2 separate regions of the Homo sapiens genome follow, and region 2 is linked to region 1. A link is a contact called in ENCODE Hi-C data. All regions are on one chromosome and are shown on one strand. The core of a region is the stretch at or near the end of the contact, and the rest is flanking DNA. Distances in the headings are between cores, read along the strand shown. Region 1 holds the start of ZNF300 (zinc finger protein 300). Region 2 has its middle 23 kb from the start of SMIM3.

Region 1 (3,677 bases), core at 1,042-3,541:
TCTGTTTTGTGTGTGTTCTCTCCCCCTTGACTCACTTGGACTGTACAGAAGTCAGCTATCATATCATGAGGCAGCCTTAGAGAGAGGGAAGACACCTGCCATATCATGAAAACAATAAGGTAGCCTAAGGAAGGGCCCACATAGTGAGGAACTGAGGCCCGTAAGCAGCCATGTGAGCAAGCTTGGAAACTGATATTCTGAGGCTTGCCCACAGCTATTTGATTGAGTTTGGAAGCATATCCTCCTACAATTGAGCCTTGAAATAATTGCAGCCCTGGCCTATGGCTTGATTGCAACATCACGAGAGACTAAACCTGAACCACCCAGCCCAGCTGTTCCCATTCTTGACTCACAGAAACTATGCGACAATAAATATTTATAATTTCAAGTTGCTAAGTTTTGGGTAATTTGTTACACAGCAATAGATAACTAATACATGTAGTTTTGCTAGATATTGCCAAACCCTCTAAAGAGGGCTGTAAGTTTGCTGTCCCACCAGTAACACATGATATTTCCCATGGCCTAACAGTGTTGCCAAACTTAGAAAATATTTTATAAGCAAATAGATGGGAAATGGTATTGTACTATGGCTTTAATTTTCTTCCTTTCATTATGAGGGAGGCTTCCTGTTCCTTCAACATCTTCTTTTTAAATTAGGTACTACATAAGGACAGCTTTCCGTAATTCTTAAGATGAAGAACTAAAGTTTTTACAATTCCTACAAGGCTCTCCGCATAGGAATAGTAGTAGAGTCTGGCCTTTTCCTGACTCTACAACTTCCACTGGCATCACTCCTTGAGGGTGAGGTATCTGAATTAATCATTACTATATACCTTTACCACTAAACTCAGTGTCTACACTGTCTTAAGCTCAAGTCAAGAAATAAATATTGATATAACTGTGGAAGTCTAAATAGAGATGAAGAGGTTAAGTGTTCACAACCAACTATTTCTTATCCTCTTTGTCTTGACCAACCTTTAGTCAGACTTCTCTCCTTCCCGCAGGCCCCTTCATTTTGGCTTCCCCTGAGTTGAAACACTGCACTAATGCACTATGATTCAAAACATCTCCCCTTAACCGCTTATTCTCAGAATTCCATGACAACAGAAACAATTTCTGTAGAAATGCCCTGGTTTTGCCACCTGCACACCCCTATCTCATATCCTTCTCCCTACAAAGTTCCTGCTAACCCTTCTTACTCTTCCCTATAAAAAAAAAAAAAGTCATTTTGTTGATATTGTGATTCTTGCAGATTTGAGATTGGAGCATTCTTCCTAATGCAACAGTGTTCTTTCTGAATACATTGTCTTCTTATCTAAGTGCATTTGTTTTGACATGAGAAATAAATTGCTAAATGTAAAATTGCTGCCTATTTCATAACATATCAAAAAGCATGACTCGTGTGAAAATTATGATTCAAAATTGTATTCATTTATACAAATGAAACATTGGTCTGTGAACATGCATTTTGCTTTTTTAAAGCTTGATGTAAGGTCTAAGGGTTAAGATAACAATTTTAGTATTCTCTTTGGCTGGTTCATTTTTAAAAAATCATGTTGTTGTTGTTGTTTCTGAAATCTAACCTTCTCAGTCTCTCCCTTATGTCTGTTCCAATTTTCAAGTCTCTTTTCTGTCTCAATCTGTCTGTCTACCACGCTCTACCCCTTAGATCCCCACTTCTATTCCTATGTCTATTTTTTTCTCTTCAGTCTCCCGTCTCTCCTCCTTTCTAGGCTGGCTCCTTTGTCCCCATTTCCCCCATTTTCTCTCTGATTCTCTGCTTCTCACTTCCCTCTCTTTGTGCCTCAGTCTCCTCTTCCCTGCTCTTAATTTCCCTTTTTCCTTCAGTCGACCTCTTATTACTTATTACTGCAATATCAAATTCCCTTATAAGGATTCCTTACCGTTGTTATTGGCATAATTACAGTACACAATGATTGTTCAGCCCCCAGATTTTGTCCCTCTCTCCCACAGTGAAATCTCCCTGGAGAGGACCGCACCATTCCACGCTTCCCCTCTGAGCAGTCGAATCTCCCGGCATGGGGCTGTACCATTCACAAACACGTCCATGGTACCATCTAAAATTCCTCCCCTTTCGTCAGAAGCATGCTTCCAATAGAGGAAGGTTCACTCCAACTTCCTCTTCAATCCCCCTTGTAAAATCTTTCTGCAAAAGTGTGCTCCTTAATGCTCCTTTCGCAGGCCTCCTTTCCGTCGCCTTCCCCTCCCTTCGCTGCCGCTGTGGTACAGCCCATTCTCGGGCTCAGCACTGGGCGAATCCTCCGCTAGTACGAAGACGACCGGGCTCTCAAGATGGCGGCCCCATGCGGAAACAGCTCCAGGGAGCAGCCATGTTGCTTCCTGAACAAAGCCTCTGAAGATGCGGAACGGGCAAAACCGCCCAGTACGGAACGGCGCAGCCTCGGGAGCCCGGTGTGGTGCTCGCGGACAGGAAGCAGGAGAGTTTGCCAATAGGGATGTGACAGCGGTTCCCATTAAGCGGTGATGGTGGTTTTGGGACCTGATAATCGAGCTGGGAGTCAGAGGCGGGATGTGTGCGGTGAAGGGTGAGTCTGTGGGATTGGTAATGGGAGGAGAGGAGCCCGTGAGGGTCAGTGGTAGGAGGTTTATGAAATCACTGGTGGGGGAAGTAGGTGGGATTAATGTTGGATTTATGTGGGAGTCCGAGATGTGATTAGTAACAGGGAAGTGAGAGGTGAGGGGGTGTCTATTAGGTCAGGAATGGCTTGCAGGTGGACTGACTGGTGGGTTTAACTGGGTTCAGTGATTTAGGGGACTCTGAGGAATCAGTGATGGGAGGCTATGGACTAAATGATGGGGGCGTCCATGTGTTCAGTGATGTGATGGACATGGGGGAGTTCAGTAGGGTATATGATTACTAGGCCTGAGAATTCCGAGATTTAGATGGGGACAGTAATGGGGCCACGGTGTCATGGTGGTCAGCCACATTTTACTGGGGAAGGCCTTTACTTAACGTTAAATTTCCACAGGTCATAGGCAACTGTTTGAGTTCTTAAAGGTCAACCCCTTTTCACATCTTTTCTTAGTCTACCATTGCCCACTAAGCATTTCTGATGGTACCCCCATCAAATGGTCATTTTAAAACAAGACCAAACAAATCAAAACTGATAAAATCATAATTAAAAGTTTGATTTCAGTTCTCCACTTTCTAAGTTTATTTAAATCATTTTATATTTTATTCAAGAGACATTTATTGAGCATCTGCGGGATATCCAGAGATGAGTATGATTGTTTCTTTTGTTTCCTTCCAGATGTTTTGATACCCCCATATAAAATAATCTGTCTGTCATGGGAGCCCCCACGTCCTCTGAAATAGTTCAGCTCTGTCTGCATGACTTGTCCTGGGACTGAGGAAAATTTACCAGGTATTTACCTTCCTGCATTGTGGTATACTCTTTTTTTTTCCAGTGGTTCCAACCTATCACCATTTTTGTATACAGACAATAGAGCTGTTGAAAAAGAGCAATAAAAATTTAAACAGAAAACATCTTAAAATTAACCTTTGAGTTCATGCACATTGATTTAGCAAGAGTTTTCTAAGTTGGGGGAAAATATAAGAGAGTTCTTGGAAAATTGTTGGAATTCAGCTGCTGGTTCTTTTTAGGAATAGGGAACACATGCCTCAGTTTTCCATT
Region 2 (3,517 bases), core at 492-2,991, 100 kb after region 1:
AGCACCTTGTTTAAACCCCTCAGCGGCACTGTGGAGGCAAATATGATCCCCTTTTTTACAAACAAGGGCAATGAAACTCTTAAATGTTACTTTCTAAAGGGAACACGCTGGTGGAGCCAGATGGGAATTTGGTCTGCTTGACTCTAAAATTAAATGATTCTCTCTATAACTATTGCTGTCCAGCTTTAAAAGTAGATACAATAATTTTTGTAATTTTTAAAAATGATGTTATAGACCTGCTAAAACAGAAACATTTTTCCTACCATGTAAATCTTTATGGGAATTGAAGAGCCTTTCATTTGCTTTAATTAAATACCTTGTGTGATTGGAACAATTTCAAAGTTGCATTAATGCAACTTGGCCTTAAAAATTTCAAAGGAAATATTATCATTGTCATTTCATTTCACAGTCTCAGTTCCATTCTCTCTCTTTAGCAAGAATTATATAAGGGCCTAATTAAAGTTTTAGCTTACTGAAAGATTTTTAATGTTTTTTGCACCCTTAAAACTTTAGAAAGCAATTTCTGTGAGGAATTAATACTTAAAAATTGAATACTTTGTGTTTTATTAAATAATTGTGGATTCATTAAGAAACATTTTCTAAAAGGAACTTAGTATAGAAGAGATACAAGTTTTATACTTGTTCTAAGGCTGATCCTACAGGATAACAGTAAGGAAATTGCTAATCTCATTACTTCAGTGATTTTTAAAATCCCACATCATTAGGGGCATAGACCATTGGTGTTTTTACATTATTGGCCATCTTATAATTACTACTATTGAGAGCCTCTTCTAAGTCAGACATTAACCAACTACCTTACTTATATTACCTCATTTAATTCTCCCCATGCTCTAGTAGTTATCATCACCATTTTACAGATGTAGAAACTGAAGCTCATTATTGTTAATAATAGATCACATTTTGCTATATTTTACCTTTTCACTTTGCATTCATCACCCCATGTAATAATCATAACAATCCTTTGAAGTAGGTATAATTATTTTCACTCGTATTTTACAGAAGAGGAAATTGAGGCTCAAAGAGTTTATGTTATTTGCTCACGATCACAAAGCTAAGAAATAGTGAAGGTCCTCGCTCTTAGTCTCTGGTTATAGTGTTCCTGGAAAGGGAAGGAGGATGACAGCCAACCTGTAATGCAAAGTATGACTTCTTCCCCACCCCCAGAGAAGATAGGGGCGGAGGTGAGGTAAGTCATGATTAGCGACCTTCAAAATGTTCAGACATTTCCCAAGAAAAAGGAAGTTGATCTCTTCAGTGTGGCCTCAAGAGGGCAGAACTAGCATCCCTGAATCCTTAATCCCACTCTCACCGAGGGAGGAATTCTAACAAAACAGCTAATAAGGGGTGGCTTCAGCAAGACGTGAACCTCCTTTTCACTGGCACGTGGCTCTCAGACTTTAACCTGTTTGTTGAGCACTTACGGATTGTTTTTGCAAAGCAGATACTGAAGAACCAGTTCCAGAGATTCTCGGTCAGTACGTCTGAAGCAGGGCCCTGGAAGCTGCATTTGTAAGCAAATGCTCCTGTGTGAATCTGACACAAGCAGTCCAGGATCACACAGGAGAAATACTGAAAAGGCAACAACTGGCAACCTGTATTATACGGGATGTTGGACTGCATGAGCCCTGTGTTATCGCTACAGTCTCTGAAGCCAGAACTGGGAACATAAAATCTTGATCTGCTAGGAATGTTGTAGGACTGACTCTCACAACTTCGGCAGGCTAACCACTCCATTTGAAAAAAAAGTTATATCGCCATCTGGTGGACTGCCTAAAAGTTATTCAAACTCACCCTAAAAGCACGGAATGATTTTCTCATTTAATTCGGATACACTGCACACTTCACAGACCAGGAATCAAGACTCAGAAGAGTTCAGAAGAGTGTAGGCCACATAGAGCCTGGGTCTCACACCCACCGGTTCCCAGTCTACTACTACGCATGGGCTTGATTTGCTTGCTCAATCACAAAATTTTCCAGGTTTTCCTTTGGCGGAAGATTTAAGTCCCAGACAGCTATCACAGTGAAACAAAGTTCCCAAATACTTCAGTGCAATGTTTCTCAAAGGACAGCAAGTTGCCTTAAAAATGCAGAATTCTTGGCTCCGTCATAGGCCCACTGAAATAGAATCTTTGCAGATAAGGACCAGGATTTTGAGTGGTGGCGGGTGCCTGTAGTCCCAGCTACTCGGGAGGGTGAGGCAGGAGAATGGCCTGAACCCGGGAGGCGGAGCTTGCAGTGAGCAGAGATCGCGCCACTGCCCTCCAGCCTGGGCGACAGAGCGAGACTCCATCTCAAAAAAAGAAAAGCTCCTCAGGTGATTCTGTTGCATACTAAAGTTTGAGAACCATTGCCTTTGAGAAGAAACACTCGATTTATGGATGGAAAGGAAGAAGCTTTCCATCTGCAAATTAAAAATAATCCTTATTAGTGACAACTAATACTAAATACTATTACTGAAACTAAAAGGAAATAAGATTTGCTGTTGGGAGGTAGTACTACAAATTTATTTCCAAACATATTTATCATGAAATGGATGGCTACATGATATAAACAGCTGCATGTACATTTCAGGTGGATCACGTTACACTTTAACATGTACGCACAGGAGTGTGCACACATGTACACACAGTCTCCCAAACTGCATTCCCTTGAACTAGGTAGATATGTATAGAGGCATGCCATTAGAATGTTTGTTTCCAAAGACACATATTTGGTTGAAAAAAGAAATCAGTTTAAGCCAGTTACATTTGAGGTATAACAGAAAAAATTACCCCTGTAAGAAGAAATGGAACAAAATACCACCAAAATAATTTTATTAGTGACAAATTGACAATATATATATTCATGACTTTATTATAGATAATTGTTTTGGGTTGGTGCAAAAGTAATGCAGTTTTTACCATTCTAAAAGTAATGGCAAAATCTGCAATTTTTTTGGTGTTGAGAAGGTGCAATTTTGTATTTTGCTTTTTGTTAACTACCAATATAATAGATAGTGCTCAGTTGCCGTGTTTTATTTCATTGTTTGTACCATATTTACCAGACCATTCCTTTATGTCTGTATAAATATTACAATTGTTTCTCTTTTTTTCTTCTAGTAATTATCAAACTAGTTGGTTATTTCTGGAGTTGGAGTTGGGGAGGGGGAAGTTTGGAAGAAATGTTATTAATGATCTTTAGTTATTGCAAGAAATAGTGTTCTGATTTACCAAACATCCTTTTCTTCCAAAACGTTACTTCTGCTACCTTCAGTAAATGTTAAATGTAGAAAGATGAACTGACACGTATTGGGAGCAGATGGAAAATATGTTCATGTATTGTTCTTACCTATAAGCACACATATATTCTTTACATTTTTAAATGTAAATCATCTCACACAACTAATATAAGCACTAATTTCAATAGATACAATTTTTAAACTTTGTTACATATTATCAGACCGCTTATTTTTCAAAGAGGCCAACAAAACACTATACATTTTCTAACTCAACTATCT

What was found. Hi-C counts contacts between places; a loop is a spot of excess contacts on that map. Pooled maps may share reads with other maps.
Region 2: a pooled map shows a loop between it and region 1 (2.4-fold over the local background). The contact joins the enhancer-like site here to the promoter of ZNF300 in region 1. A Hi-C loop is called at or near these places in 1 of 50 pooled maps.

The regions. Positions count from the first base shown.
Region 1 is chr5:150,903,594-150,907,270 of GRCh38, reverse strand. ZNF300 (zinc finger protein 300) reads left to right here and starts at 2,291. Exons shown (of 6, transcript NM_052860.4): 1 at 2,291-2,567; 2 at 3,294-3,407. It overlaps LOC124901112 (a long non-coding RNA gene), which reads right to left and starts at 2,036. Exons shown (of 2, transcript XR_007058999.1): 1 at 1,905-2,036.
Region 2 is chr5:150,799,500-150,803,016 of GRCh38, reverse strand. No RefSeq gene overlaps it. Among named protein-coding and RNA genes, the nearest start is that of SMIM3, 23 kb to the right of the region's middle. Within about 2 kb of position 1,741, at least 11 of the 41 ENCODE cell types and tissues checked have a DNase peak (open chromatin) inside an H3K27ac peak, as active enhancers do.